3 separate regions of the Homo sapiens genome follow, and regions 1 and 2 are each linked to region 3. The links are chromatin loops, found by intact Hi-C in ENCODE. Cell type or tissue: Caco-2. All regions are shown on one strand. Links, peaks and the distances in the headings refer to the core of each region. The heading gives the core; the rest is flanking DNA.

Region 1 (11,002 bases), core at 1,527-9,526, 490 kb after region 3:
TTAACCCACTTGACTGGCTACTGTGTATGAGCCTGGAGGTTTTCAAAAGCAACTAGTTATCTGAACTTCATGTTTATATTCTTGTGGTCGTTCTTTAATCACTATCTCAGCACCCTTATGATTTTCAGTTTGAAGTGCACCAAAGAACAAACTGCATCCTTTAAGCATCACTATGACTTTGAGAGAATTCTGGGCAGAAATGCACTTCACAATGAAGTAGCTAAAATGATATTAATTTTTAGGAAATTATACTCTTCTCCATACTAAACGGTCATGCCATTATTATCAGGTTCAGAAAAAGTACCCGTAAGGTAGACATGACACACCATAGGTCTAAGAATTAGGAGACTACATCTAAGTTAAAATTTTACTCAAGCAAGTTAAGGCCTTTTAGTTCTATTCCAATAACATTTCATAAGTTCTTAACCAGCGACATGGCTTAATAAAAGCTCATGGATTACCTCAGTCCTTCAGTTATAGCCTGCAGAAAAAACATTCTTAGGTTTAGCTGTGCTGGCTCTCAGAAGAAAAAATTAGGAGGTGAGAGCTTTTATTTTCCAAGTTAAACATTCCATCCAAAAAAGCACAGAGGCTGTAATGCAAGAAACATGAACCACCAAGACTGTGTTGCTGGCCCAGGCTCAGCATCACCCAGGCAATGCCTGAGGCCTGGAGGAAGCTGAGAAGTGATGACTAGTGGAGGGAGGAAGCAGCTTGTCCAACTCCTGTGATGAAACCACCAGTAAGAACCACACTGCAAATGTTTCAGCAGCCCTAGGACCCTGCTAGCAGGAACAGCCAGGGGTTGGGGGACTGGGTTCTTGTGGTGTTCCTTGTAGAAGTTCAAGTCCAGTGTACTACCTAACTCCTGTTTTTACAAGCCTAGAGAAAACACCTGTTGCCTGCCCAATCCCTGTTGTCAAGTTTCACACAAACATGGCATTGCCCTGCTTAGTGCCCTCCAGGGACACCCACTTCCTACATCGGGGGAATCTCAGACACCATCAAGGCCCATCCTGCCCCTTTTCATTCAGGCCACCATCTGTCCCTGACTTGCCTGATTCTGCAGCTGGCCTGGGTTCCTGGGATTCCCCAACCTTGTCATGTCTGCGATAGGACAGAAAGTCAGAAGAGGAGAAAAGTGACACTATGCCAGAACAGGCAGCTAGTCTGCTGGCTCAAGCCTTCCAGGTAGGCCTGAAAGGACAGCAGGGAGGTCAAAGTTAGATCAGAAATGAGCAACCTAGAGGCCTGCAGGTGGTAGCAGGGCTGGGCGAGCAGCCAGACACAGCTGTCGAGATGGTGTATTTTATCGATTCTAAGACAAAGCTCTTTTTATAATTTAGTGCCTGTGAAATCAGGATGTGTCTCACAACTAATGACATCTTAGCACTGTGTTATTGCTACTATGATCTGTTTCTGCCCACAGAACACTTCTGATGCCAAATGTGTGTGGTGGTTTGCCCTCACCGACCATTTCTCCGACACCAGCTAAGTGTTCTACAATTGAACTCTGGCACTATCTACCAAGAGTTAGCTTGAAACTCACAGGTTAAAGGCTTGGTCCCACAAGACAGCCCCCACTTCACATGCCAATCGCAATTTGGGGCCATCCATCCTTCTCATCAACTGGCTATAAATTGGGGATTTCCACAACCCTCTTTTTAGGTTGGATATTTGCTAGAAGAGCACACAGAACTCAGCATTTTACTTACATTTACCAGTCCATTACAAAGGATACACATGAACAGCCATGTGCAAAGGTATATACAGCAAGGTCCAGAAGATGCTCAAGCACAGATGCTTCTGTCCCAGTGGAGCTGGGGTGTGGCATCCTCCCAGCAAGTGGATGCGTCCACTAACCTGGAAGCTGTTCAACCCCATTGCTTTGGGGTCTTATGGAGCTTCCATTACATAGGTATGATTGATTAAATCATCGGCCATTGGTGAGTAACCCTCTAATCACTCTGGCAACCAGGTCCCATCCTAAAGCTATCTTGGCAACCACCAGGAGTTATCTCATCAGCATAAACTCATGTACAGTTGAAGAGGCTTACTATAAATAACAAAAGACTATCACTCAGGAAATTCCACCAGTTTTAGAAGCTCTGTGCCAGGAACCTGGACCAAAGACCAAACCTTTATTTTTTATTATATGACAATATCACAATTATGGTTTTTATTGTATCATTTTTAAATAATACAATAAAAAAATCTTGGTGAGTCAAGTATGACTCTAGTTCTACTCCAGTAACTTTTCATAAGTTCTTAACCAGAGATATGGCTGTATTTATCACTTTATTGCTTTATTTAAAAATAGTATTGATCAAAGGTAACATCAAATGTAGTCATTGAAAACATGGGTCGATTTCCCAGAATCAAGTCCAACATGGAGGGATAAATGGAGATACAGGCCAGAGAGAGGCCTGGAGTCAGAAACTAGAAGAACAAGGTGAGAGAGGGGCTCCCACAGGCCAAGCAACTGTGAAGTTCCCAGCATCCTACATCCCCGACTGCTTCTGGCGTGGATGCAAGTGTGTTTAAGATTCAATGCCTCTGCACCTTTTCCCCTCCAGCATCTGCCTCCTCGTGTCTAAGTTTGCCTTTCAAAACTCTGTCAACATGTTAGTTCCTTGAGCTCTTCCTGGATGCCACCAGGCAGTTACTGATCCCTCCCTCTGGGCTTCCACTGTTCTTTAAACATCTGTAACATGTTTTGTGATTATTGATTTATTTTTATGTCTTCTGTTATTTAACCACTTGCTCCAAGGATGGGGTCAGTCTCTGAATCCCAGCACTGGAGCAGTGTCCAGAAAAGAAGAAGCACTTCCTTGTTGGTTAAATGAACCTATTTAGGTGTTAAAACATATCTCTCAGGTGAACTGATAGCAAGCTCATGACAGAAGTTTATTTCACCCTGACTACAAGGAAAGCTATTTCCAACAGAGCCAGCTCAGATTTCCTTCTGTTAGAGAGCTTTCGATAGTTAAAAAATAATAATAATAACAGACAAGTGAGGCTAAATTGCCTTGCTAGATGAGGCACAAGAAAGGTAATGTTTTGCGCTAAAAGTCACTATGCAAATCTCAGACCCTGGGTCAGCCACCTGAGTTACATTCCACAAAACTAGGTGGGGAAATCTCTGGGAGGGCTTTTCTAGTCTCGTTACATTCCATGAGGGAATTGCTGTAACATTTTACAGGAAATGCTGGATATTTATCCAAAAGCACAATAAATTTTGCTCCAGCCTACTTTTTCTCTGGTTTTAGTCCTACTTAGTACCCAAGTAGCCTGAGTCTTGTGGAATGGGGACTTTCAAGTCTTCAGTCACAGGGGTGCACATTCCCTGCTGGCTTCCAAACAGGGGCTGCCACACCACCCTGAGCAAGAATACTCTTACACTGGAGGCTAGGAAGGATAGGAAGGGAGGGATAGGGAGAGATTTGTTAAAGGATACAAAAAAACAGATAGGTAAGGGGAATTAGTTCTAGTGTTCTATATCACTGTAGGATGACTATAGTTAACAATAATATATTATATAGTTTCAAACAGTGAGAAAGAGGATATTGAATGTTCCCAACACAAAGAAATGATAAACCTTTGAAATGATGAATACACTGATTACCATGATCTGATCACCAGATATTATTTGTATCAAAACATCACTAGGTACCTCATGACTATGTACAACAACTATTTGTCAATTAGGAAAAAATAAAATAAATTTTTAACAAAGAATGCTCTTAGACCAGGCACGGTGGCTCACACCTGTAATCCTAGCACTTGGAAAGGCTAAGGTGGATGGATCACTTGAAGTCAGGAGTTCGATACCAGACTGGCCAACATGGTGAAACCCTGTTTCTACTAAAAATACAAAAAAATTAGCCAGGCATGGTGGTGCACGCCTGCAATCCTAGCTACTTGGGAGGCTCAGGTGGGGGGATCACTTGAACCCGGGAGGCAGAGGTTGCAGTGAGCCGAGATCACACCACTGCACTCCAGCCTTGGTGAGAGCAAGGTTCTGTCAAAAAAAAAAGAACACTTCTAGATGCTGGGGTGAAGAAGGCTTTTGTCCATCTTGTGTTAATTATGACCTTTTTATTCTGTATTTTTGATGCTTTGACATCTTGGGGCCTTGCTGACCCTGGAGGGACTGCTTTCTCCCAGGGTAGAAGGTATTACTATTTGAACCACTAGACTGAGTCAAAATGATCTGTCCTCACCAATGTGGATAGGCATTATTCTTCCAATTCCTTGAAGGTCTCAACAGAACAAAAAGACAGGGGAAGGACAAATTTGCTCTTTATTCTGGAGCTAGGACATCCAACTTCTGCTCTCTGACATCAGAACTGCAGGTTCTCAATCCTGGGACTCTGGGACTCATATTAGTGTTCCCCATCCCACTCTACTCAAAGATATATTACTGTCCCCACTCCACTCAAAGATATATTACTGTTCCCCACTCCACTCTACCAAAGATACCTGATTTGAGTCACTCAGAAGACTAGGTAGGGGTTTATTGAGGGAGCTGGCAACCCATCCCCGACATGTGTGACCCAGCCAGAACCAGAGCAGTAGGAGCCTCACTGCCTTCACCCTAGTGCTGCCACGTAGAGCAGCTAGAGCCTCTCCTGTGGACTCAAGCCTGACAGTGGGAGTTCCCTTGGGAAGGTAGGATCACCTTCACCTCTTTATCTTGGTTTCTTTATCGGTACAATGGAAATGGTAATAATAGTACCTAAATCTTGGGGTTATCATAAAGATTAAAGTAATTAAAGCATGTGAAGTGCTTAGACCATGCCTAGTGCATAGCAGGCACTTTATAATCATTTACTTCAATAAAAACATAGGTCCTGGAGCCAAAGGCTTGACCTTAATTGATATGTGAACCAGGTAAAAGTCACTTAGCCATTCTGAGTTTCAGTTTTCTTATTTGTAAAATGAAAATAAAATAGTACCTATCTTGAAGGGTTTTCATGAAGATTAAATAAGCTAATAGGAAGAAATCACCATAACAGCCTGGCACCACAAATGTTAGTTAATAAAGCTTGGCAAGCCGGGCACGGTGGCTCACACCTGTAATCCCAGCACTTTGGGAGGCCGAGGCGGATGGATCACCTGAGGTCGGTGGATCACCTGAGGTCAGGATTTCGAGACCAAAATGGCCAACATGGTGAAACCCCATCTCTACCAAAATACAAAAAATTAGCCGGTCATGGTGGCAGGCGCCTGTAAACCCAGCTACTCGGGAGGCTGAAGCAGAAGAATTGCTTGAACCTGGGAGACGGAGGTTGCAATGAGCTGAGATTGCGCCATTGCACTCCAGCCTGGGCAACAAGGACAAACCTCTGTCTCAAAATCAATCAATCTTGGCAATGAACACGGGTTCCTCCTGGCAAAGGTTTTGGCTCTGTGGGGTAATGCTGCCCTCTGCCGGACAATTTGGTTTCTTGCTTTGTTTGTTTTAATAAACTGTTGGGTTTTTTCCCAAAGTCCCACCCCACCTAGCAAAAAGGTTAACATTCTTCATAAAGATTATTTTCTCAGAATACGTTTCTGAGAAAATGAGTACAAACATGATTTGTTGATTCGCTATCCGCAAATGGCTTTCCTCATTTGAGGAACAAATGAGCCACTTGGAAGCTTACTTGGGCTGCAATTTTATTTCCAATTTTATCTTTATGAAGAAATCCAGGCCGAGCGCAGCGGCTCACACCTGTAATCCCAACACTTTGGGAGGCCGAGGAGGGCCGATGCCCAGGAGTTCGAGACCAGCCTGGGAAATATGGAGAAACCTCGCCTCTACAAAAACTACAAAAAATTAGCCGAGCCTGGTGGCACACATCTGTAGTCCCAGCTACTCGGTAGGCTGAAGTGGGAGATCACGCGAGCCCGAGAGGTCAAGACTGCAGTGAGCCGTGATAGTGCCACTGCTCTCCAGCCTGGGCGACAGAAGATAAGAAAAGAAGAGAAGGGAAGAGAAAAAAAGGAGAGGGGAGAGGAGGGGAGGGGAGGGGAGGGGAGGGAAGGGGAGGGGAGGGGAGGGGAGAAGAAAAAGAAATCCAGCTATGTTGGCCGGGCGTGGCGGCTCGCGCCTGTAATCCCAGCACTTTGAGAGGCCAAGGCGGGTGGATCACTTGAGGTCAGGAGTTCGGGACCAGCCTGGCCAACATGGTGAAGCCCCGTCTCTACTAAAAATACAAAAATTAGCCAGGTATGGTGTCGCGCGCGCGTAATCCCAGCTACGTGGGAGGCTGAGGCAGGAGAATCGCTTGATCTCGGGAGGCGGAGGTTGCAGTGAGTTGAGATCATGCCACTGCACCCCAGCCTGGGGGACAGAGTGAAATTCCGTCTCAAAAAAAAAAAAAAAAAAAAAAAAAGAAAAGAAAAGAAAAGAAAAGAAAAACAGAAAAGAAAAATAAAAATAAAGAAAAATAATGTCAGCTATGTGTTGAGATATTGCTGCTTAATTTTTTTTAACTTTTCTTTTTTCTTCTTAAACTCAATAGTAAGAATATGCTTAACTTTTCCGATTTTCCTTATTATTGCTTTCCTATGAGTTGAGAATATTGTGATAAGTGCCTAGTCTGGTAATTTGCACACACATTGTATTCTCTTGTTACAGTTACAGTGTGATAAAATAAATAAATGAAAAGTCATAGCATGGCAAAAAGTATAGCACTTGAAACACTGTAGTGTGCTAGTTGCCTCACTGTGGTTTGTGATGTGTCTAAAGCAAGGGGAAATAATGAGAACACCACACAAGGTCTCTGTCCAGACTATTCAACTCTGATCTTTGAATCACAAAAGCAGCCGTAAGATACATAAATGAATGAGTGCAACTGCGCTGTCATAAAACTTTATTCATAACTGTTGAAATTTGAATTTCACATAATTTTCAAATACTACAAAATATCATTCTTTTTATTTTTCTCAATTGTTCACAAAAGTTAAAACCATATACAAAAACAGGCAGCTGACAATTTGGGCACAGAATCTGTAGTTGTGGACCTCTGGTCTAGAGTCATCCACCAAGAGCAGCCAGATCCCGAGGGGACAGAATGGTGATTTAAACAGAAATATCATGGGGACACTATTGCTGCATTCTTTAGACCCTTGAGGGTGTCACTTATCTCTGCCATTCCCCTTGATGCAGCATTTTGTCTTGTTCTCTCTTGACTAGGGATATAGTTTTTTTAATGTGCAGAACATGCAGATTGGTTATATAGGTATACATGTGCCATGTTGGTTTGCTGCATCCATTAGCTCGTCATTTACATTAGGTATTTCTCCTAATGCTATCCCTCCCCCAGCCCCCCACCCTACAACAGGACCCAGTGTGTGGTGTTCCCTGCCCTGTGTCCAACTGTTCTCATTGTTCAGTTCCCACCTATGAGTGAGAACATGCAGTGTTTGGTTTTCTGTCCTCGTGATAGTTTGCTCAGAATGATGGTTTACAGCTTCATCCATGTCCCTGCAAAAGACATGAACTCATCCTTTTTTGTGGCAGCATAGTATTCCATGGTGTATATGTGCCACATTTTCTTAACCCAGTCTATCATTGATGGACATTTGGGTTGGTTCCAAGTCTTTGCTATTGTGAATAGTGCTGCAAATAAACACTCGCGTGCATTTGTCTTAATAGTAGCATGATTTATAATCCTTTGGGTATATACCCAGTAATGGGATCGCTGGGTCAAATGGTATTTCTAGTTCTAGATCCTTGAGGAATCGCCACACTGTCTTCCACAATGGTTGAGCTAGTTTACACTCCCACCAACAGTGTAAAAGTGTTCCTATTTCTCCACATCCTCTCCAGCACCTGTTGTTTCATGACTTTTTAATGATCACCATTCTAACTGGTGTGAGATGATATCTCATTGTGGTTTTGATTTGCATTTCTCTGATGACCAGTGATGATGAGCATTTTTTCATGTGTCTTTTGGCTGCATAAATGTCTTCTTTTGAGAAGTGTCTGTTCATATACTTTGTCCACTTTTTGATGGGTTTGTTTGTTTTTTTCTTGTAAATTTGTTTAAGTTCTCTGTAGATTCTGGATATTAGTCCTTTGTCAGATGGGTAGATTGCAAAAATTTTCTCCCATTCTGTAGATTACCTGTTCACTCTGATGGTAGTTTCTTTGGCTGTGCAGAAGCTCTTTAATTTATTTAGACCCCATTTGTCAATTTTGGCTTTTGTTGCCATTGCTTTTGGTGTTTCAGTCATGACGTCCTTGCCCATGCCTATGTCCTGAATGGTATTGCCTAGGTTTTCTTCTAGGGTTTTTATGGTTTTAGGCCTAATGTTTAAGTCTTGAATCCATCTTGAATTAATTTTTGTATAAGGTGTAAGGAAGTGATCCAGTTTCAGCTTTCTACATATGGCTAGCCAGTTTTCCCAGCACCATTTATTAAATAGGGAATCCTTTTCCCAGTTATTGTTTTTGCCAGGTTTGTCAAAGATCAGATGGTTGTAGGTGTGTGGTGTTATTTCTGAGGGCTCTGTTCTGTTCCATTGGTCTATATCTCTGTTTTGGGACCAGTACCATGCTGTTTGGTTACTGTAGCCTTGTAGTATAGTTTGAAGTCAGGTAGCGTGATGCCTCCAGCTTTGTTCTTTTTGCTTAAGATTGTCTTGGCAATGAGGGCTCTTTTTTGGTTCCATGAACTTTAAAGTAGTTTTTTCCAATTCTGTTAAATCATTGGTAGCTTGATGGGGATGGCATTGAATCTATAAATTACCTTGGGCAGTACGGCCATTTTCATGATATTGATGCTTCCTATCCATGAGCATGGAATGTTCTTCCATTTGTTTGTCTCCTCCTTTATTTTGTTGAGCAGTAGTTTGTAGTTCTCCTTGAAGAGGTCCTTCACATCCCTTGTAAGTTGGATTCCTAGGTATTTTATTCTCTTTGTAGCAACTGTGAATGGGAGTTCACTCATGATTTGGCTCTCTGTTTGTCTGTTATTGGTGTATAGGAATGCTTGTGATTTTTTGCACATTGATTTTGTATCCTGAAACTTTGCTGAAGTTGCTTATCAGCTTAAGGAGATTTTTTTTTTTTTTTTTTTTGAGACAGAGTTTCGCTCTTGTTGCCCAGGCTGGAGTACAATGGTGCAATATCAGCTCACCGCAACCTCTGCCTCCTGGGTTCAAGCAATTCTCCTGCCTCAGCCTCCTGACTAGCTGGGATTACAGGCATGCACCACCACACCTGGCTAATTTTGTATTTTTAGTAGAGATGGGGTTTCTCCATGTTGGTTAGGTTGGTCTCAAACTCCCAACCTCAGGTAATCCACCCACCTCGGCCTCCTAAAATGCTAGGATTACAGGTGTGAGCCACCGCACCCAGGCAGACTAGGGGTATAGTTTTAGGCTTCTGCTTGGCTTTCCTTTTCTATGATGAATTTCACCTCACAGTCCTAGGGTATGGTGAGGATTTTTATACATCAATCTTCATATGGGATATTATTCTACAGTTTTTTCTTGTAAAATCTTTGTCTTGCTTTGGTATCAGGGCAATTGTAGCCTCATAGAATGAGTTAGGGAGTACTCCCTCCTCTTCAAGTTTTTGGAAGGGATTAAGAAGGATTAATATTAGTTATCTAAATATTTGATAGAAAAGTCAAGTCCAAGGCTTTTTTTTTTTTTATTTTTTTCGGTCAGGAGATTTTTGGTTACTGATTCAGTCTCCTTACTAGTTACTAGTCTATTCAGATTTTCAATTTCTTCATGATTCAGTCTTGGTAGGGTTCATATTCCTAGGAATTTGTCCATTTCATCCAGGTTATCCAATATGTTGGTGTACAATTGTTCTTAGCACTCTCTTACAATCCTATTCATTTATTTATTTGAGACAGGGTCTCATCTGTCACCCAGGCTGGAGCACAGTGGTGTGATCTAGGCTCACTACAACCTCCACCTCCCAGGTTCAAGTGATCCTCCTACCTCAGCCTCCTGAGTAGCTGGGACAACAGGCTTTTGCCACCAAGATGGGCTGATTTTTCTTTTTCTTTCTTTCTTGTTTTTTTTTTTTTTTGTTTTTTTTTTGTAGAGACCAGGTTTTACCATGTTTCCCAGGCTAGTCTTGAACTCCTGAGCTCAAGTGATCCACCTGCCTGAGCCTCCCGAGTAGCTGGGATTACAGGCGCCTGCCACCACACCCGGCTACGTTTTTTGTATTTTTAGTAGAGATGGTTTCACCATGTTGGCCAGGCTAGTCTCGAACTCCTGACCTCAAGTGATCCGCCTGCCTTGGCCTCCCAAAGTGCTGGGATTACAGGTGTGAGCCACTTCACCCTGCCAATCCTTTTCATTTTGACTGGATCAGATAGTAATGTCCCCAATTCCATTTCTGATTTTAGTAATTTGAGTCTTCTCTCTTTTTTTCTTAGTCAGTCTATAAAGTTTGTCAATTTTATCTTTAAAAAAAAACCAGCTTTTGGTTTTGTTGATTTTCTCCTTTTTTTTTAATGCTCTGTTTTATTTATTTCTGAAATAATCTTTATTTCCTTCCTTCTGCTAGTGTTGGGTTTAATTTTTTTCTTTTCTAGTTGCCTAAATTGTAAATTTAGGTTGCTAATTTGAGATCTTTTTGGTGTTTTTTGTTTTGTTTTGTTTTGTTTTTGAGATGGAGTTTCACTCTTGTTGCCCAGGCTGGAGTGCAATGGTGTGATCTCGGCTCACTGCAACCTCTGCCTCCCGGGTTTAAGTGATTCTTCTGCCTCAGCCTCCCAAGTAGCTGGGATTACAGGCACCTGCCACCATGCCCAGCTGATTTTGTATTTTTAGTAGAGACAGGGTTTCTCCATGTTGGTCAGGCTAGTCTGGAACTCCTGACCTCAGGTGATCCGCCCACCTCAGCCTCCCAAAGTGCTGGGATTACAGGCGTGAGCCATGACGCTCGGCTTTTTGTTTTTTGTTTTTTTAAAACGTAAGCATTTCACACTATAAATTTCCCTGTTAGCACTGCTTTTACTGTATCCCAAAGTTTTGCTGTACT
Region 2 (11,002 bases), core at 1,791-9,790, 460 kb after region 3:
TTGCTGGCTAAACAGAAAAGTATCTGCACAGTTACTGACACTTCTGGTTACACATAGATAAATACATCAGGTATTATAGAGACATAGTTCTAAGGTATTAACAAACAGACTGCTTGGTTAAAACAAGTAGACTTTGTATTTAGCTCATTCTTTGATCATTTAATTTTAGTTGGTTTTGTTTATGGGGATCTTGGCTAAGGAACATACTTCAAACTCTTGGTATTATCTTCCTAATAGTCATAATAGTAGTCTCTCTGGTACACTGTATTCTCTCAAAAGTTTTAAATGTTTTCATACAACCATTCATAAAATGTCAAATGGTCTCCCTTTGACTAGAATGACAAAAACCTCAAAGAAATGCATGATCTGTAAAACTGTAGACGTCAAAATATTACAATAGTCAGTTTATGTTATGCATGTTCTACCAAATAAAAAAGAAAACAAACCACCCACAGAATGTCTGAAATTACAATTAATCATTGTTTCAACCTCCTAAGTTTTGAAATGATAGATAACTGGAACAAAACTTAAATGATTGCTATTAAGTAGATCAAGCTAGGCTGCCCACCTATTTCATTCCTAAGGATACAGTGACAAACTAGTCACCCCAAAAATCTTGTGGTACAAAACACTCAGATTACTGCTTAGTTCTAACTACCCATGAAAATCATTTGCCCACCTGGCCTTTGGTGGTTTTACTGTCCCTGGGATTTCATTGTCCTCTAAAATCAGGGAGCACATTTCAATGGCAACATCTTCCACCAATACCAGGCCTGAGAACAGTGACTACAGAGCTCTTCAAGGTTGTGGGTCTTCCCTCATCGGTGCATTTCTCAGCATCTTAGAGAAGGGGATGCCCTCTGGATTTGGGGACAAGGAGGCTGCCAGTCAGCACGATAAACCTATTTCAGCATTTTAATCTCTCCGTCCCTTAAATTCCTTCCTCTGCACTGCCCTAGAGAAGTCCTGGCAACTCGGCCTTACTGATTGTTGCCCAACACTATTGGTCAACCAAGCAAGCAGATGCTGGAAACGCTCTCTAAAAATCCAAACCACACATCACATCTGACTCCTGTGCTGGCTCCAGGCCAAGCTTTCCTCTGGGTCTCTGTGCTTGTCTCTTTGCAGAAAAGAAAACAAAAGGAATGAATATTCAGGGCGTTTGTGCCTTACACAAGATAAAATTTCATTACAGGATATGCAACTTGCCATTCCTGGGGGAGCTCTGAATCCTAAAGTAAATATGAAAGTTTTGACACATCTCTGTGTTTCAAGCAGTTGCCATGTCTCTTGAAAGACAAGAACATAGCATATTCAGCATGCAGAAGGCTGTCAAAACATTTGTTTTTATTACATCTAACTGTCCTGTGTTTTCAGTAATACTGGTGGCCTGGCAATGTGATCCTGAGCCAACTAGGATCATCAAACCATCTAGTCAGATCTGGTGGGAGCACTGACACCAGGAATATGTAGACCTCGGAATTCAAACTTCAGGGGGACTTTTACTCTCTCATGTCTTAAGGTTTATTATTTCTTATATGCCAACTTTCTTTACTTATTAATCTCATCAATAATGTCAGTCATTGCTTTTGGCATACTGTGGGAATGATCAAAGATATACCCATGACCAGGCATGGTGGCTCATTCCTGTAATCCCAGCACTTTGGCAGGTCGAGGCGGGTGGATCGCTTGAGCCTCGGAGTTCGAGACCAGCCTGAGCACACAGTGAAACCCCACCTCTACAAAATACACAAAAATTAGCCAGGCATGGTGGTGCATGTCTGTAGTCCCAGCTACTAGGGAGGCTGAGATGGGAGGAACGCTTGAGCCCTGAGAGGTCAAGGCTGCACTGAGCTGTGATAGCACCACTGCACTCCAGCCTGGGTGACAGAGCAAGACTCTGTCTCAAAAAACAAAAAGAAAGATATCTAAAAGCACTTGGTTAGACAATAAACTACTAAGAGGAGAAATAAATAAGTTCTTAAACATAAACAAATAATACCTTACAAAGCACCTTCCTTCCAAGGAGACAAAAAAAGCAATAGAAATTTTATCAGTTATCTCAACCATCATGATTCAGCTGTTCTGCTAATGAATAAGAAATGGAAAAAAAAAACCCTCAAGATTTAATATTTGGAAATCTCTACTGAGTGTGAGTAAATTTCTTCTACTTCTCCTTGGATGTAAAGCAGCCTCAGAGTAAATGTTTCTAAGGGACTTCGTTTTGTTTTTTTTTTTTAATTGTATACCTTTCATATACATAAAATAATGCAGAAAAAATAGAGGGGAAAGAGAAAAGCAGGGAAAACATTTATCCAAATTCTAACAAAACTACTATTAGTTTGTTCAAAACAGGCTTTCTTTACTCTCTATTTTCCTAAATTTCAAATTGTGATACTGTTAAATATTAACATATATTTGGTTTATATACCATCTCTTGGCATATAATTCGTAAAATCCTTAGATTCTCCAAAGTGATGTGTCTTTTTATGCTAATGAGTTGACTGATGGCTGGCAGCCCCTAGGCAGCTTCAGGACTGGTCACCTGAAAGATCAAGGCAGGATTAGAGGGCTGGTACTCTCAGCGCCATCCCCCAATCTCCAGGGAGGGAAGAGGGGCTGAAGGTTGAGTTGGTCATCATTGGCCAAGGGTTTAATCAATCACGCCCACATAATGAATCCTCCATAAAAACCCAAAGGACTGGGTTCAGAGAGTTCCAGGATAGCCAAACAAATACATGGAGGGTGACTCACCCTGGAAATGCATGAAAGCTCTGCCCCTTCCGTCATACCTGCACCCCCTTCACACCCTTTCATTTGTATCCTTTGTAATATTCTTTATAATGAACCTGTAAACTGAGTTCTGTGAGCCACGCTAGCAAATTAACCAAACTCAAGGAGGAAGTGGTGGAACCCCAAGTCATAGAAACACAGGTGAAGCAACCTGGGGCTTGTGGTTGACATTGAAAGTGGGGGGCAGTCTTGTGTGACTGAGCCCTCAATCTGAGGTTGAGGGATTTGATGCTATCTCCAGGTACTACCAGAATTGAATTGGAGGATACCCAGATGGTGTCCACTACAGAATTGATTGTTTGCTGGTATGTGAGAGATTGGTCCCAGAAGTCTTCTGTGTTGATTATTGTGGGATGAGATCAGAGAAAAAAACAGTTTGTGTTTTTACTAGGCAAAAACGCTTACTCTTAGCTGGGCACAGTGACTCACATCTGTAATCCCAGCAGTTTGAGAAGCTGAGGTGGGTGGATCGCTTGAGCTCAGGAGTTTGAGACCAACCTGGGCAACATACCAAAACCCCATCTCTACCAAAAATACAAAAATTAATCGGGTGTGGTAGTGCATGCCTGTGGTTTCAGCTACATGGGAGGCTGATGTGGGAGGATCATTTGAGCCTGGGAGGCGGAGGTTGCAGAGAGCAGAGATCCCGCCACTGCACTACAGCCTGGATGATAAAGTGATACCTTGTCTCAAAATAAATAAATAAATAAAACCTATTCATTATCATTTATATTCCTCCTATTGTTTCTATACATGATCTTGGAGGTGTAAAATAATTATCATAATGTTGTACTTAATAAGTAAGACACCTAGAGGCAGAAATACCATTTGATCCAGCAATCCCATTACGAGGTATGTACCCAAAAGAATATAAATCAAAAGATAAATGCATGCGTATATTCACTGCAGCACTGTTCACAATAGCAAAGACATGGACTCAACCTAACTGCCCATCAATGATAGATTGGATAAAGAAAATGTGGTACATATGTACCATAGAATACTATGCAGCCATAAAAAGGAATGAGATCATGTCCTTTGCAGGGATGTGAATGGAGTTGGAAGCCATTATACTCAGCAAAGTAATGCAGGAACAGAAAACCAAACACTGCATGTTCTTACTTATAAGTGGGAGCCGAATGAGAACACATGGACTCCTGTGGGGGAACAACACAAGCTGGGGCCTATTGAGGGGAGGGGAGGGAGAGCATCAGGAAGAATAGCTAATGGATTCCGGGCAAAATACCTAAGTGATGGGATGACCTGTGCAGCAAACCACCATGGCACACGTTTACCTATGTAACAAACCTGCATATCCTGCACATGGACCCCAGAATTAAAATAAAAGTTGAAGAAAAAAATAAGCAAGACTAAAAACAGGCCACTATTCTAACCATAACACAGATTAGAAATAAAATGATCTCTGTATCTGCATATTATGTCTGGAAATCTTAGTTTTGTTATTAAATGTAACCGTATCCACTCCAATTGCTGAAAAACAATGTGTGCAAGTCACCTAGCTACAAAGAAATAATATTGCTCTGAGCTGTAACAATAGCTGATTAAATACTTTATGGAAAGAAATGTCTGTCCTGGACAACTCAAATGGGTATGGAGTGATGGAAAAAAAACACTGAACTGCAAATTTTGAGATCTGGTTCTGGCACTGTCTAGAATTAAGATCTTATTTAAGCCAATTTGTAGAACATGGACAATCTCTATAAAAGTCAAATCTTTGATAGAAAAGTTTGTTCTTTCTAGCTCTAAAATATTATTCTAATGCTTTAATTTCATTCATCACCTGTTATTGGGTAAAAAAGAATACTACCTTGGTTAATAGTTAATGTTAACTTTAAAAATCATCTTCTTTTAGCTTCACAGTTGTCAGTTAGCTTAAAATTATTAACATGAGGTGCCGGGAGCGGTGGCTCATGCCTGTAATCCCAGCACTTTGGGAGGCCAAGGAGGGCCGATCATGAGGTCAGGAGTTGGAGACCAGCCTGGCCAATACGGTGAAAGCCCGTCTCTACTGAAAATACAAAAAATTAGCCGGCCGTGGTGGCGCGTGCCTGTAGTCCCAGCTACTCGGGAGACTGAGGCAGAAGAATCGCTTGAACCCGGGAGGCAGAGGTTGCAGTGAGCTGAGATCACGCCACTGTGCTCCAGCCTAGGCAATAGCGGGAGACTCTGTGTCAAAAAAAAAAATTATTAACCTGAGGTAATGATGGGACTTCTATATTTCAGCTGGGTGTCAATGTCTTTTTCCTTGAATGTGTGTTAATATCTTCCTTTACCACACTTCAAATAGTTTGCATCCTATCTGAGGATCAAAGATAAAACTTTGAAGTGCTTTATCAGCCTGGAAACCTATTGTGAGGGCACGTAGGCAGCAGTCAGTTCACGCTGTAACTCTGCTATGTCACCTCAAGTGGCTGGAATCAGGTGTCAGCAACACAAATTGCAAATAAAAAACACCTTGCCTTGTACCTATTTTCACAACATTTATTCTTATTGAAAAACCTTTATTTATTGTTTTCTTTCTCTTTTTAAGTTATAGGTTAATAACCCATAGGATTATTACCGAAGAGAATACTTGTTTATCTTGTTAAACTTTCCCTTTGAAAAGGCCCTTGTTGTACCCTTCTTAATGAAAACCAAGACTCACAGTACGGTTTTGGGCATCTGCTCAGTGTGTATGGTGGGTGTCCCTGCAAAGCAATATATAAATCTAATTTTCATAAATGCAATTTTATATAATAATATATTGGGGAGCTTGATAGTTTAAAGGAGGTCTTTAGTAACAACTTTATCAACAACTGTTTTGTTATGTAAATCCCCATTTCCTAATTGCTTTATTTGAAGTTTTGATTTTTAATGATACTAGATTTTCTTAAATCTAGTATCCATAGGGCACATCCATAAACGTTGTAAAAAATGATTTCAGGACTAGACCTGGTGGCTCATGTCTGTAATCCCAACACTTTGGGAGGCCAAGGTGGGAGGATGGCTTGAGCCCAGTTCAAGACCAGGCTGGGTAACATAGCAAGATCCTGTCTTAATTTTAAAATATTTTTAAAAAAATTTTAGAATCGCCAGAAAAGAAAAACAAACAAAAAACAGAAAAGTAGCATCTGAAACACAAGAAAGGGAAGTCCATCTATCTCTAATCTCTGTGGCCAAGTAAGTTCTTCACTCAGCACAGAGCAGGGACAGGTATGTGGCAAGTGTCAAGGCAGAGGGTCTTCTGTGATCTTTTAATGGCAATACAGTTGGGCCAGGGCATGGTGGCAAATAAGAATAATATGAAGAAAACTAGAAAATAAAAGATTTCATAAAGTCTTTGGGCAGTTTTAAAATGTTTAATCTGTAATAATGATCATTGAAAGATGATATTTTAGAAGAATGTATACATTTCATTAAAACACACATTGGATTTTCTGCTCCAAGTATCTGTTGGCTCTAATTCTACTCATCTTCCAGTCTTGGGTTTTCAGTGCTCACCTGACACCAGGATCTGAATTTAAAATATCTTGGGCACCACCTTGTGGTCCAATTGTTCTACCCTTTGTAAAAGTGCTTATGCAAGCTATTTACTCATTACTTCGTACATAATTACAGCCTAAAGTATTTATGGTTAAAAGCAACCACTGCATTTTTGAAGGTCTCATGCAGTCAAAGAGGAAGTTCATGATTGCATTTAGTCTGTACTTAATGGATACTCTAAGTCTAATCATTCCCAAGTACAATAAACTTTGGATAATATGATTAAATACTTCTGCCATGATTCTTTTAACCTTCATATTGACTTTGTTAACGTTTGAAACGGTTGCCTTGGTGAGAGGGGATAGCAGAAACTAGATTTATAGCTGTACTGTTTGGGTCAAATTTTACCCACTGTTCTTAGATACTGAGGATTAAGGATGAAAAATTATAGCCTGCAAAACTTATGTCCACACAAAATCTGTACATAGATATTCATAGAAGCTTTATTCATAATTGCCAAAACTTGGAAATTACTAAGATGTCCTTCAGTAGGTGAATGGATAAGTAAACTGTGGTACATCCTGAATATCATTCATCACTAAAAGGAAATAAGCTATTGAGCCTCTACAAGACATGAAGAACCTTAAATGCATGAAAGAAGCCAATCTGAAAAGGCCACACACTATAAGATTCCAAGTATATGCTATTCTGAAAAAGACAAAACTATGGAAACAATAAAAAGATCAGTGGTTGCCAGGAGTTGGAGGGAGGGAGGGAGGGAGGGAGGGATGAGTGAGTGGAGCACAGATGACTTTTAGGCCAGTGAAACTCCTCTGTGTGATACCGTAGTGGTGGAAACATGTCCTTACACATTTGTCAAAACCCATAAAATGTACAACACTAAGAGTGAACCTTAATGTAAACTACAGACTGGTGATAATGATGTGTCAATATAGATTTATTGATTGTAACAAACGTACTACTCTGTAGGAAATGCTGATAGTGAGGGAGGCCTGGAAAGAGGATATGGGAACTCTCTGCATTTTCTGTTCAATTTTCTGGGAACCTAAAGAGGTTTTGAAAAATAAAGTCTATTTAAAAAAAAAAAAATTATAAGCTGAATCCTCGCAGTTAATTTAGCTTCTTTCACAACCAAACTTTTACAAGTAACTGAGTTAAGTCGTTTCCTCCCTAATTTGAAGGCACTATTAATGACAACATAAAAGCACAAAACACAGTACTTAAGCACTATGTGATACACTCTTTTAAAACTAATCTTCCACCATGCACGGAGGCTCACGCCTGTAATCTCAGCACTTTGGGAGGCCGAGGAGGTCAGATCATGAGGTCAAGAGTTCGAGACCAGCCTGCCCAACATGGTGAAACCGCGTCTCTACTAAAAGTAAAAAAATTAGCCAGGCTATGTGGTGGGCGCCTGTAATCTCAGCTGCTCGGGAGACTGAGGCAGAAGAATCGCTTGAAATCAGAAGGCAAAGGTTTCAGTGAGCCGAGATCACGCCACTGCACTCCAGCCTGGGCAAAAGAGCAAAACTCCATCTCAAAAAAAACCAAACAGCCGGGCCTGGTGGCTCACGCCTGTAATCCCAGCACTTTGGGAGGCCAAGGCGGGCGGATCAGCTGAGGTCAGGAGTTCGAGACCAGCCTCAATATGGAGAAACCCCGTCTCTACTAAAAATACAAAATTAGCCAGGCGTGGTGGTGCATGCCTGTAATCCCAGCTACTCAGGAGGCTGAGGCAGGAGAATTGCTTGAACCTGGGAGGCGGAGGTTGCGGTGAGCCGAGATCATGCCATTGCACTCCAGCCTGGGAAACAAGAGCAAAACTCCATCTCAAAGAGAAAAAAAAAAAACAAACAAACTAATCTTCAGCATTTGGTCTCTCAAGTTGCCCACTTGGCCCTCTTTCAAGTGTACCTTCCTTCCTTTTCTTCCTTTCCTTACTTCTCTAAAGCTTTTTAATAAACTTTCACTCCTGCTCTAAAAAACAAAAACAAACAAACAAACAAAACAAATCTTTTAAATAAAAATCAGTCTGATCAAAGAAAATTACAGCAAGTAGTACAGAGAGGTAGCTCTTTAACACTTAGTAAATGTCTTAAGTGTATTGTTTGGGGGAAAGGACACATTGAAACAGCGTTAAGAATTGATTCTGCGTGCTCCAATTACATTTTTTTTAAATTCCGGTTTCAGGCACACTGGAAAGTGTGGGAAGAGAAAGTTCTTGCTGAAATTTTGATTAAATTTTCAGTCTCAGGAGACTGACCCAAACATTTCATGGTTCACAGATGGCTTATAACAGTGGTTCCCAACATTTTTGTTGCCAGGGACCAGTTTCGTGGAAGACAATTTTTCCACGAACTAGGGGTGGTAGGGATGGTTTCGGTATGAAACTGTTCCATCTCAGATCATCAGGCATTAGTTAGATTATCATTAAGAGCCAGCACCCTAGATCCCTCACATGCACAGTTCACAATAGGGTTTGAGCTCCTGTGAGACTAATATCACTGCTGATCTGACAGGAGGCGGAGCTCAGGTGGTAATGCTCACCCACTGCTCACCTCCGGCTATGCAGCCTGGTTGCTAACAGACCACAGACCAGCACCTGTCTGCAGCCCAGGAGTTGGGGACCCCTGGCTTAAAACAAAGTAGTCAAGTGATTGCATATTCATTTGTAGCCCTGAAATGACAACAAAATAGAGCAGCACTACAGTCAGCAGACAGTTTCCATAGGGATCAACAGGCAGATTCAGCTTGATTACAGCTACTGATGTCATGGAAGTATCATGTCCCAATCGCGTTTCTCACTGCTGACTTTATTACACATTTGCTGGGCCCTATCTGGATCCAGAAGTTCCAATGGCCTTTGGATTTACCCTTTCACATTGTCTGGCTTCTACTACAGATTACATATGACCTCTTTTGTTTGACTCTTCGGCTTCTTCGAGGGTTGGGTCTGACAAACTCAGGGTCCTTTGCCTCTCATGTTGGAATAAGATGGAAAAAACCTACAAAAGCTAGAAGATAGTGGGAAGAGAAGCTCCAAATGTGTGGGTTATTCAGGGATGAGGGAGACGGAAGTGAGGGAAAAGCAGCTTCTGAAGGGACTGTTCAGGCGGAGAAGGAGGAGAGGTCAGTGGTGCCTCTTCCCAAAGTCACTTTAAAATTACTGTCCATTCTGTCTCCCTAGAGCCTCTTCAAAGTGCCACCTTTACTGCTGCCAGTCTCATCTCACACACCCATATGTAGCTTTATATTTGTTTCTCTGTTTGAAAATCAGAAGGGAGGCTGAGGTCTTTGGACACACTCAGCTAAACTGACAAATCCAGCTGACCTGCAAGGACCACAGTGACACTGAGAGAATTCTACCTGCGCTGGTGACCTGTTCATTCTGCTTGACCAGGGAAGCAGAGAAAAGCACCATTTTGGACAAATACTGAAAGGCAGTACCAATCCTGGGACTTCTTGGTGTTTTGTACATAACTTTTGGTATCAGCACACACAGCACTTTACAACTGGCCATGGCCAGGCTCAGCAGAACTAATTCATGAGCCTGGGCTAGAACACAAATCAGCAGGAAGGTTTGCAGGAAAGGCACGATTCCCCACACTGGGTGGACTCCCTTGTTTAAGTGACAGCAGGCAGACATGGGAGGAATGGAAGGAGGGGTTAAATAATAGAGCACGATGCTAAGGAGGTCAAAATGGGAGATTTGCAACCCAAATGCCCTGGAAATCTGCTCCATTCTATGGCTGCAGTCCACATTTCTCAGTCCATAGGCTGCCAACTCACAAATGTCTGCTGTTCTTCACACATGAAAGAGGCAGTGGAAGGATTCGGGGGAAACCTGTGTCAGCTACAGAGAAAAAATTCATGTTCATGTCCTTTAGACAGCAGCTTAACAACATTAACAACATGGCCTTCTTCAAAAGGCAGTGGGAGGCATGAGTGGAGAGCTGTAACAGGTTAGGGTTGGTTCCAGCTACAGTTCCAGAAAACCCCAAGTCACAATAGCTCATCTTCATGGAGCATGTACTGTTAACCAGGCACTGTCCTAGACACCTGGGACCCATCCGTGAACAACAAACAAACAAACAAACAAAATCCTTGCTCTTGTACAGCTCACATTTTGTGGGGTGAGGGTGGGGTGGAAACAATACTCAAATGAAAGGAAGGAAGAAAGGAAGGAAGGGAGGGAGGGAGGGAGGGAGGAAGGACAGAAGGAAGGAAGGGACAGAGGGAGGGAGATGGAGCAGAGGAGGGAGAGGGGGAGAACAATATGTTAGAAAGGGATAACTCTTGGTGACCAGGGAAGTCACTCCCACGGCTATGTGGAAATTAGCCTGAGGCTTAGCTTTCATTATCACTGTCCCCCAGGGTGTGCTTGTCTAAGAGGTATTCCGCCGAGCCAGATTCGGGCGCTCCCATCTTGCACAAGTTGGTCACGTGCTCACCCAATTCTTTGATGGCTTTCACCTGCTTATTCAGGTAATGTGTCTCAATGAAGTCACACAAATGGGGGTCATTTTTGTCAGTGGCCAGTTTGTGCAGTTCCAGTAGTGACTGATTCACACTTTTTTCCAAATGTAATGCACACTCCATCGCATTCAGCCCGCTCTCCCAGTCATCACAGTCTGGTTTCTTGATATCCTGAAGGAAGATTCGGCCACCTCGTTGGTTCTGCAGCTTCATCAGTTTCTCAGCATGT
Region 3 (11,002 bases), core at 1,408-9,407:
TGCTTTAAATACAGTCATAAAAAATAAGCTTCAAATTTACAAAAACCAAGACAGTTAAAGCTGATGGGATGGGAGTTATATTTCCATGTTCAAAATGCTAACTTAACAAAAAATTTCCTTTAGATTCATTTAACTACCTAAATGTTTGCAATGTGGTTATGTTTCTAAAATTGGAATTAGGTCGGGTGTGGTGGCTCATATCTGTAATCCCAGCACTTTGGGGAGGCCGAGGTGGGCAGACCACCTGAGGTCAGGAGTTCGAGACCAGACTGGCCAAGGTGGTGAAACTCCATCTTACTAAAAATACAAAAATTGGCTGGGCGTAATGGTGGGCGCCTATAATCCCAGCTACTGGGGAAGCTGAGGCAGGGAGAATTGCTTGAACCTGGGAGGTGGAGGTTGCAGTGAGCCGAGAGAGATCATGCCATTGCACTCCAGCCTGGGTGATCTCAAAAAAAAAAAAAAAAAAAAAAAAAAAAAAGGGGGAATTAAGTTTTTATTCAAGTGGGTTTTATTAGATGTAATTTATCTGGCATCAAACTCTTGTATAAATACTAGCATAGCCAGCCCAGATCTTTCCAAACTATGTTGTGTGCAACAGTAGCACCCTGAGATGTTATTGAGGCATTCTTCAAAAAAAAAAAAATGTAATATAACCAGAGCACTTGTGAAACAATGAGTCAAAAAAAGTTAAATACTTAATTTTTTTTTTTTTTTTACTGCAGGACTCCCTCTAAGATTCTAATATGCTAAATAATATATATTTGTATTAGGTATCTATTGTTATGTAACAAATTATCCCAAAACTTTGTGGCTAAAAACAACAATAAATATTGATACCACTCACAGTTTCTGTGGGTCAGGAGTGTGTGAGCAGCTTGGTTGGGTTGTTCAGGCTCATGGTCTTTCCTGAGGTTGCAGTTGAGATGTTGGCTGGCACTGTATTATCTGAAGGCTGGTCTAGGGCTGGAGGATCCACTTTCAAAATGCCAGGCTTTTTGGTGGGAGCCCTAAGCTCTTTTCTGTGGGCCTCTCTTGACAGGGCTGCTTGAGGATCCTCATGGTATGCAGGCCAGCCTCTCCCAGAGAACAAGGCAGAAGCTGCAATGCCCCACAGGAGGGAGACTTGGAAGTCAGACATCATCGCCCCTGCCATACGGTCTTAGTCCATTTGTGTTGCTATAAAGGAATACCTGAGGCTGGGAAATTTATAACAAGAAGAGGTTTATTTGGCTTGTGGTTCTGCAGGCTCCACAGGATGGTGCCAGCATCTGCTTCTGGTGAGGGCCTCAGATGTTTCCATTCATGGAGAAGGTGAAGGGGAACAGGCATCATATGGCCAGAGAGGAAGCAAGAGAGAGGAGGAGGAACCAGTTTCCATGGGAACAAGAGTGAGAGTTCACTCACTCTGTGAAAATGGCACCGAGCCATGAGGGATCCATCCCGGTGACCCAAACACCTCCCACCAGGGCCCACCTCCAACACTGGGGAGTCAAATTTCAACACGAGATTTGGAGGGGATAAGTATTCAAACAGTATCACATAATCTGTCAGTCACACTTACCAGCCCTGAATTGATGTGAGAAGGGGACCCTACAAGGGTGTGAAGACACAGAGGCAAGATCTTTGGGGGCCACCTGGAGGCTGGCTATCATGACATCGTTCAGCCTTAAGTAGAGGTTATGATGTAATTTTCCCCAAACTCACTTTACCTCAGATTGTCACAAAATCCCTTTGTTTTCCAATTAATGAGTATTCCTGGTATGTGTTGACCTCCACTGTTCCAGCCCAGGTTGCTCAATTCAACCTGTAGCTTGGGGTGAGCCACTGCCTACTGCCCTGCATGGTGTCAGGAGACTCCTTTGTATCATGGTGTGTGTGTGTGCATGTGTGGGGTGTGTGGAGTGCACGGTGCAGGCTGGCGAGGGATGAGAGCTCTGGGGGCACAGCCTGAGGGCAAGGAGCTCCTAAGCCCTTAAACTGCACCCTCCAGGGGTCCCTTTCCTCACTGCAGGGCTGCGTTAGTATCCACCCTGGACCACTCTCTCCCTCATGGTCACTGAGTACCCTAGAGTTGGAGCTTCTCTCCACTTCTTGGTTTCTTCCTCGCCTTCAGCCACTTTGCGCCTGGGTCCACCACTTCTCCTTCATATGAAAGCTGTCTTCCTGGCTTTTTTTTTTTTTTTTTCATAAGAAGCTATGGTGGTCAAATAAGAAAGAACTTTTAGAACAGGATTCTAAAGCCTGGTGTGGTGGCACATACTTGTAATCTCAGCACTTTGGGAGATTGAGGCAGAAGGACTGATTGAGGCCAGGAGTTTGAGACTGTCTGGGCAACATAGTGAGATCCCCATCGCTACAAAATACTTCAAAGTTAGCTGGATGTGATGTGCACACCTGTAGTCCCAGCTGCTTGGGAGGCCGAGGCAGGAGAATTCCTTGAGCCCAGGAGTCGAGGTTGCAGTGAACAACAGAGCAAGGCCAAAAAACAGCCAGAAAACAGCAGCAAAAACCCCCCAGGATTCTGAGTTGTTCATGGCAAAGGAAGTTAGTTCTTCCTTCTTTGCTGTCAGGAAGGCTCTCCCCACAAACACAACTGCCTGGTCAGCACTTCTTGGGGAAGGTCTTTCTTTCTCCCTGCCCATCCCAGAATGGGTTAAATCTAAGGCAGGAAAAACGAGACAAAAAGGACTGGCGTTTTCACATTGAGTTAGGTTGAGTATTGCCCTTCTACCCTGGAACATTGCTTTGATCACAGGCCTGTCTGTGTGCATCCCCTCCTTGGGCAGAACTGCAGCCTTCTGAGTAATCAAGCTTCTCTGAAGTGCTCTTACCCTCATCCCAAGAAATCATGTCTTTCCTGCTTCACTTTAGCAGTGACCTTCCCACCACTGACGTGTACCTTTTATAACTGCAATTGTCTTGCGTATTTCTGCTCTAAACTTGGATCAGCCATGTGCCTGCTGCCCCTGTCCTAGAGCAAGTGTGAGGTCATTGAATGAGCATCTGAAACTGTGGCCCTGACGTATGGAGGCTGGCAGGCAGGGGTCCTGAAGCAGTTGGGCCGAGGGGCTGGAAATGTGGCATGCCAACTCCTTGTTTTTCCAGGAACTTGCAGAGTGCGTAGGGGAAGGCCCATAAACTGCTCAGTATTGCAAGTTACCCCACGCTAGAATGGGGAAGAAAATACAACTACATTATTGCGGTCATCACTGAGCACGTGAGGTGGTGGTGAGTGAGCATCTTTGCAAAGCAGAGCCAGGCAGGCAGGGTTAGAGTCTCTTTCTCCCTCTCTCTCTCGGATGATTTACGTTTCCATCCACCTCACTTAACGTGGCCTCCTGGGCAAAGCTTACTCATTTGCAGATGTCTTTTTCCTTGTATCATTTCCTTCCTTCTCTAAAGAGCAGATTTCCATCTGGGTGTCTGGTAAGAGGGAAAAGGGAAAATAGTTCCTGGACTGGGTGGTTTTGGAAGTTAAGAGCTCCCTCCTCTATATTGTCAATCTTCAGACCTAAAGGACATCACTCTTCTCCCTTCACACAATTGGTGATAAGCACCAGTGTTGTTATGACAAGGAAAAAAGGGTGGTTTCTAATTTTGGCAGAAAGAATGAAGACTGACCTTGTCAACAAAATGCTTATCAGGGAGTTTTAAACTCTTTTGTCAAAGATCTGACTTCCCAACTAGAGGGCTGCCCTCACCCTCCTCTAGTAAATCTGCTGATATTTTCACTTGTTGATACATTTTCCTAAAGTGCTGTGCCATGATTTTCCCCTTGATTGTCTCTTGGAGATACTTAGTATATTTTTCCTGAGTGAAGGATGAAACCCCTGAGGCCTGGAAGCAAGAGTTTAAGTAAATTACTCTAAAAGACTCTTCCCTGGCTTACTGTGGCCCACCGATGCCTCACCGCTGAAAGCAGCTTCCCATGAAACTCAGGGATGGTTGGATGGGAGACAACCAGAATGCCATCAGGCCACTCTGCTTCTGGAGCTCAGGCCGTAAAAGAAGAAGTGGTCTCACTGCTAGCCTGGGCAAATAGATTCCAGGGCATGGGAGGAGGCACATGACTTTCTGGTAGCCATACGAATTTTGGAATACAAGAGCATTCCAAAAAAAAAAAAGGAATATTCTTTATTCCAAAGCAAAACCAGTTGTTGGAACTGGTTTGCTCCCAGATTTTCAGAACAGCATCTACCCAGACCCCAGGTAGATGGTTGGAGGGGGTGGTTTGGGGCAGAGTGACTCCTGCATTACCTGAGTTACCTGGGCCAAGTGTACAGGTCTGCAGGCCACTAACCCCCAATCTAAGTTAGTGAAATGTCTTAAACCATCTGTGATCCCTTGCCAGAGCCACTGGGTGTCCAGGATACAGCTGCAGAGTGGCTTGTTGGGAAGGTTATGCCTGTCTCTTTATCTAGGTGGCATGCCCCATCTCTGGGTCCTGCCCCAACCCCTCACCCTGCCTGCCTTCTGCATCTGTCACTCTGTGTTATGGTTGTCTGTCTCCCTTACCACATGATAACTGGCTTTAGTGCAGGAAACCTGTGTGTGTTTATCTCTGTGTCCGTGGTGTTTAAAACAGAACCTGGCATCTGGTAGGAACCCAAAATATGTTCCCTGATAGAATGAGGGAACAAACCATTGTCCTGCAGCAGAAAAGCAGCAGGTGTCACTGTCCCCATGAACTCAGAAGGGTTCAGCCAGAGCTCTTCCTGAATTTTAGAAAGACCTGGGACCTGGTAGCAGGTCCATGTGCCGCATGGGATGAAGTCAGTAGGAGCTGGTGGGAGGCCGGAAGGAGGAGAAGGAGAGAAATAAACAGGGGTAGCAGAGAAGTCCTCAGTTCATCAGGAAAATCTTTATCCATGAGTTCAGTGAGCATTTCTTGTTTTCCTTGGAATTCCAGTTGTAATAAGATGCCGGCGAGTGTTGCAAGTGAGTGATTATTGAGGGTGGGTAAAGGCCTATTAGGGCTTCTCGCAGAAGCAGAAATTATTTCCTCCTGGCTGTCTATCCCAGTTTATCAATAAAACCAACAGTAGGAAGGTGGCTGCTGGGGTAGTGGGAGGCCCCAGGGGAAGCAGTCAGACCATTACTTGGCATAGTCAGGGCTATAGATGCTGGAATCGCTACTGAGCACTTGCCCCCAGTTGGTTCAAATCTTTTCTATGCAAGACTGTTTTTGCAGAGAAGGGAAACTGATAAGAAAAACAGCTCATATTAGGCATTTAGCAAATGAAGAAAGGAAGATGACTTCCAGGTCTCAGCTGATTCAAGATCACCTCTAACACCAGTGCCCGTTCTGCCCTGTTTTTAGGAGTGAAACTTCTTGGTTAAAAGAGATCTGATATTGTATCCTAACACAGAAAACAATGTATGTGGGGTTGCTCTGGCAGAGTGAGGGTAGGATCCAGAGACCCACCCTTGGCCTCAGTCCTCCTCCCTTACCGCCAGCCCCTCTAGCAGGCAGCTGACCCAGGAGCTCGGCTGGAGACCCACTGCCCAATCCTGCCCATTGGCCTCCCTCCCTCCAACTTTTCTTTTATTTTTATAGAGATGGATTCTTGCTATGTTGCCCAGACTGGTCTCAAACTCCTGGCCTCAAGCAGTCCTCCCACCTCGGCCTTCCAAAGTGTTAGGATTACAGGCATGAGCCATCGTGCCCAGCTAGAAATCTTTTCTTGTTAAACCAGTTAATGGGTACCTATGGTTCCTCAGTATTTTTCTTCATGTAGTCTGGTTAACAGACTTTTCCTCCTGTACTTCTCAGGCACTTTAAACTGAGCATGAAATGGTAAACCTACAACCTTGGGAAGACAGCACTTTTTCCAGGGCAGTTGCTATTTGGCTCTGGTTTTTAGAGCTGGGGGTGGAGGGTGGAGAGGAAGAGACTGACATTGAGGAAGAGACAGGAAACCATCGCGGATAGGAGACTTCTGATTGGCGCAGGCGGGTCCTCCAGGGAGCCATCGGCAGTAGGATGTACTTCCCCCTTCTCGGCGCCAACAAGGTCTGTAAATCTCTTTCTACCATGCTGTGTGTCAGCCACAGCCTTTTCTCCAGCAGTGGCTGTGTCATTGGGGATTCACAGAAATGCACACTCAGAGGAGCACAGAGCATTTAGCTTCCAGGACTGTCGTCATTTGTGCAGGTGCAGGACCACCAGCAGTCACACTGTGCTCCTGCTTTGACGATGTAGTGTGGTTATGAAGGAAAGTTCTGTACTTCCACAGCTGAATTCTGAGCTAAAACAATGGAGAACTTAACAGTTTCTTCAGCCAGCCTGACCCTAGACATAGAAGATGATCCTGACTAGATAGAGGACAGAGCCAGATGAAAAAGTGACATGCCTGGACAAACCAGGGCTGGGTCAGTGGCCGAAGGCCAAGGGGGATAACAGAAATAGGCTTGCAATGCAGTTTTGTATGTGCAGGGGCTGAAATTGAAGTGCAACTATAGTTCTCTATGTTTAGCCTAGTTGTTCAATAACTTGCTGAAATTTTATGCTATAATGTGAACTCAATTCTGTTCACCTTATCACAGTGTTACTTTGCAAAGTCATGAGTTAAGAGAAATTCCCCATGTGTGTTGGGAAATGAAAGCAACTGACTGACCATGGATCCCCCCTCATGTGTCCAATGGACAACTCCTTGGGCTTCCTGGGAGAGATGAACCCAGGGAGCAGTTCCAAGGACAAGAGGACTTTATTACACGGCAAGACTTTGGTGCTGGCCTCTTGTGCCATTCTCTGGAACTTTGCTAAATCACGTGGAACAGGAGGCCCTTCTTCAGCATAGACTCTACCAGTCCCGACAGCTTCCTTCCCTGCATCACTGGCAGATTTCTTTTGGGCTTCCCACAATGAGTGGAGGGGAAGAGGCTTAGATCCCCAACCTATAAAGACTAGAGACAGGAGGAGGGGCCAACACCAAGGGAGGGAATGAGGAGACAGTGTGTACCAGAGGCTGCCCTTTCTCAGCTTCCTGCACCTCTCCTTCCTCGTGGGTAAAAGGATGTCCACAGAGACTGATGTTCCAGCTTCTGTGTCTACTGTGGTGGGCGCTCCAGCACTGGGCATGGTTCTGAGGCCAAGCATTTTACAGCAACGCTGTTCCTTCTTGGAGGTAGGGTTCGTCCCAGGGGAGCAGCACATGCTTTTTTTTGTTGATGTTGTGTTATGGAGGGGAGGTCCCTGGCCCAGATGGACTCACCTGAGATTTCTCATCTTTGTCTCAGTGGTGTGGTTTGGTTGAACATGGTCCCTGTGGAATGGCCCAAACTGGAGACTATTGCTGCTTGGACATGCCACACCTATTTGTGCCCACAGAGGGCTCTGGGGGAGAAGGATTTCAATGACTTAGTAGCTGTCCTCATAGGTTCTTCCAATGCCCAAGGGCTCCCAAGGGCCCTCCATAGAAACTGCAGAATCCACAGGATCTGCTGGCCCTGGAGCTTGCGTACACTTGCTCAGACAGAGTGAGTGCAGAAGGCACCATTTACAGGCACGTCTTGTTTTATGGTGCTTTGCTTTATTGTGGTTGGTAGATACTGTGTTTTTTACAAACTGAAGGTTTGTGGCAACCCTGAGTTGAGCAAGTCTATTGGTGCTATTTTTCTAACAGCATGTGCTCACTTCATGTCTCTGTGTCACATTTTGGTGACTCTCCCAATATTTCAAAAGTTGTCATTATTTTTATGTCTGTTATGGTGCTCTGTGATCAGTGGTCTTTGAAGTTACTATTGTAATTGTTTCATGGCACCGCAAACCATGTCCATATAAGACAGGGAACTTAATCAACATGTATGTGTGTTCTGACTGCTCCACCCACCGGCCATTCCATCATCTCTCTTCCTTTCCTTGGGCCTCCCTATTCCCTGAGATACAACACAATTGAAATTAGGGCAATTAATAATTCTATTAATGGCTTCTAAGTGTTCAAGTGAATGGAAGTTGCACCTCTCTGACTTTAAATTAAAAGCTAGAAATAATGAAGCTTAGCACGTCAAAAGTCTAGAGAGGCCAAAAGCTAGGCCTCTTGTGCCAAACAGTCAGGCTGTGAATGTAAAGAAAAAGTTCTTCAAGGAAATTAAAAGTGCTACTCCAGTGAACATACAAATGATAAGAAAGCTGATACAAAGAGGTTTGAGTGGTTTAATAGAAGAGCAAATTAGCCACTACATTCCCTTAAGCCAAAACCTAACCCAGAACAAGGTCCCAACTCTCTTCAAATCTATGAAGCTGAAAGAGGTGAGGAAGCTGAAGAAGAAAAGATGGAAGCTAGCAGAGGTTGGCTCATGGGGTTTAAGGAAAGAAGACATCTTCATAACATGAAAGTACAGGGTGAAGCAGCAAGTGCTGATGTGGAAGCTGCAGCAGTTATTCAGAAGAACTAGCTAAGATATTTGATGAAGGTGGCTACACTAAACAGCATATTTTCAACATATATTAAACACCCTAATTGTATTAGAATAAAATGCCATCTAAAGTGTTCATTGCTATAGAGAAATCAATGTCTGGCTTCAGAGCTTCAAAGGACTGGCTGATTCTCTTGTTAGGGGCTATTGCAACTTGTGACTTTAAGTTGAAGCCAATGCTCATTTACCATTCTGGAAATCCTAGGGCCTTTAAACATCATGCAAAATTGACTCTGCCTATGCTCTATCAATGGAACAACAAAGCCTGGATGATAGCGTATCTGTTTACAGCGTGGTTTACTGAATATTTTAAGTCTACTGGTGAGACCTACTGCTCAGAAAAAAAGATTCCTTTCAAAATATTACAGTTCATTGGCAATATGCCTAGTCACCCAAGAGCTGATGGAGATGTTGTTTTCATGCCAACTAACATAATATTCATTCTGCAGCCCATGGATCAAGGAGTCATTTTGAACTTCAAGTCTTATTATTTAAGAAGTATAGTTTGTAAGGCAAAAGCTGACATAGATAATGACTGATTGATTGATATAGGCAAAGTAAACTGAAAACCTTCTGGAAGGGATTCAGCATTGTAGATGCCATTATGGACATTTGTTTTCACAGTTAAGACATATGAGAGAGAAAAAAAAGAACATTTGTGATTCATAGAAGGAAGTTAAAATATCAGCATTAACAGGAGTTTGGAAGAAGTTGATACCAATCCTCATGGATGACTTTGAGGCTTCAAGACTTTCATGGAGGAAGTAACTGCAGATGTGGAAATAGCAAGAGAACTAGAGTTAGAAGTAGAGACCAAAGATGTGATTGTATTCTTGCAATCTCATGATAAACGTTCAGTGGGTAAGGAGTTGCTTCTTATGCAGGAGCAAAGAAAGTGGTTTCTTGAGATGAAATCTACTCCCAGTGAAGATTCTGCGAACATTGTTGCAATTACAACAAAGGAATTAGAATATTATGTAAACTTAATTGATAAGGCAGCAGCAGGGTTTGAAAGGATTGGCTACAATTTTGGAAGAAGTTCTACTGTGAGTAAAGTGGTATCCAACAGCATCACATGCCACAGAGAACTCTTTCGCGAAAAGAAGAGTCAATCAAAGTGGCAACCTTCATTTTTGTCTTATTTTGAGAAATTGCCACAGCTACCCCAGCCTTCACTAACCACCACTCTAATCGGTCAGCAGCCATCAACATCCAGGCAAGACCCTCCACCAGCAAAAAAATTATGACTTCATCAACACCCAGGCAAGACCCTCCACCAGCAAAAAGATTATGACTCGCTGAAGGCTCAGATGACCATTAGCTTTTTTTTTTTTTTTTTTTTTTTTTGAGACAAAGTCTCGCTCTGTTGCCTAGGCTGGAGTGCAGGGGCATGATCTCGGCTCACTGCAACCTCTGCCTCCTGGGTTCAAGCAATTCTCTGCCTCAGCCTCCCGAGTAGCTGGGATTACAGGCGCCCACGATCACACCTGGCTAATTTTTTTGTATTCTTAGTAGAGACAAAGTTTCACCATCTTGACCAGGCTGGTCTTGAGCTCCTGACCTCATGATCCACCCACCTTGGCCTCCCAAAGTGCTGGGATTACAGGAGTGAGACACTGCACCCGGGTGATCATTAGCATTTTTTAGCAATAAAGTTTTTGTTGTTGTTATTTATTTTTTTAAGAGTCTAAGTCTTGCTCTGTCACCCAGGCTGGAGTGCAGTGGCATGATCATAGCTCACTGCAGCCTTGAACCTCTGGGCTCCCACCTCAGCTTCCTGAGTAGCTAGGACTATAGATGTGCACCACCACGCCTGGCTAATTTTTTTTTTTTTTTTTTTTTTTTTAAGAAACAGCATCTCACTATGTTGCCCAGTCTGTCTCCGACTCCTGGCCTCAAGCGATTCCCTCACTTCAGCTTCCAAATTGCTAGGATTACAGATGTGAGCCGCCACACCTAGGAAGCTTTTTCTAATTAAGATATTTACATTTTTTTAAGATGCAGTGCTACTGTACACTTAAGAGACTACAGCATAGTGTAAACATAACTTTTATATTGCACTGGGAAACTAAAAAACAATTGGTGACTCACTTTATTGTGATACTCTCTTTATTTCAGTGGTGTGGAACTGAACATGCACGATCTCCGAGGTAGGCCTGGGTGGGGATATCTTGCAAGACAGGACTGATCTCCTGTTTAAAGGCATCTCCCAAAACTCCTATTTTTATATTCGGATTGTGCTTTAGACATGTCAGAGATCAACTCGACCTGTCAGAATGAAGACAGGTGTGTTTTTGACCCTGAGCTGAAATGCCTCCTTCCCACTTTTAGGCCCAGAGGATGTGGACTATAAGTGAAGCGATACCCTAACCCTTCGGAGGTGCTGTACCCAGGCCTTTCACCTCTGTGCTCCTCAGTCTTTCTGGGGAGGAATGACATGGCTGCTGAGGCCCCTTCCCCTCAGGCCATCTCTGGCTCTGAAGGCCGAGAGCTTTGGAAGGAAGTTGAGCACCAGGGATCCAGAGCCTGCCTTCCTCGGAGGGGCTCATTGTCCTCCTGCGAAGCCAGATGGTTCACGTGA

What was found. A loop is a pair of places that touch in the nucleus more often than their neighbours do. Peaks named below come from ENCODE experiments on the same cell type or tissue, not always from the same donor. Only the 100,000 strongest peaks of a DNase experiment are listed, where the experiment ranks them.
Region 1: it touches region 3 in a loop (28-fold over the local background); 25 of 110 quality-filtered maps call a loop at or near these places.
Region 2: it touches region 3 in a loop (17-fold over the local background); 20 of 110 quality-filtered maps call a loop at or near these places.

Annotation. Positions count from the first base shown.
Region 1 is chr1:228,659,004-228,670,005 of GRCh38, reverse strand. It overlaps a transcript of RHOU not described here. Among named protein-coding and RNA genes, the nearest start is that of RHOU, 71 kb to the left of the region's middle. In Caco-2, for the core only: a CTCF peak has its summit at 5,433 (motif pointing left); a DNase peak (open chromatin) is centred at 5,405.
Region 2 is chr1:228,687,470-228,698,471 of GRCh38, reverse strand. It overlaps a transcript of RHOU not described here and the pseudogene FTH1P2. Among named protein-coding and RNA genes, the nearest start is that of RHOU, 43 kb to the left of the region's middle. In Caco-2, for the core only: a CTCF peak has its summit at 6,351 (motif pointing left); no DNase peak of the experiment used is centred there.
Region 3 is chr1:229,150,698-229,161,699 of GRCh38, reverse strand. It overlaps LINC02815 (long intergenic non-protein coding RNA 2815), which reads left to right and starts at 6,975. Exons shown (of 5, transcript NR_186727.1): 1 at 6,975-7,130. RefSeq lists an enhancer at 1,436-1,936. In Caco-2, for the core only: a CTCF peak has its summit at 4,672; a DNase peak (open chromatin) is centred at 4,696.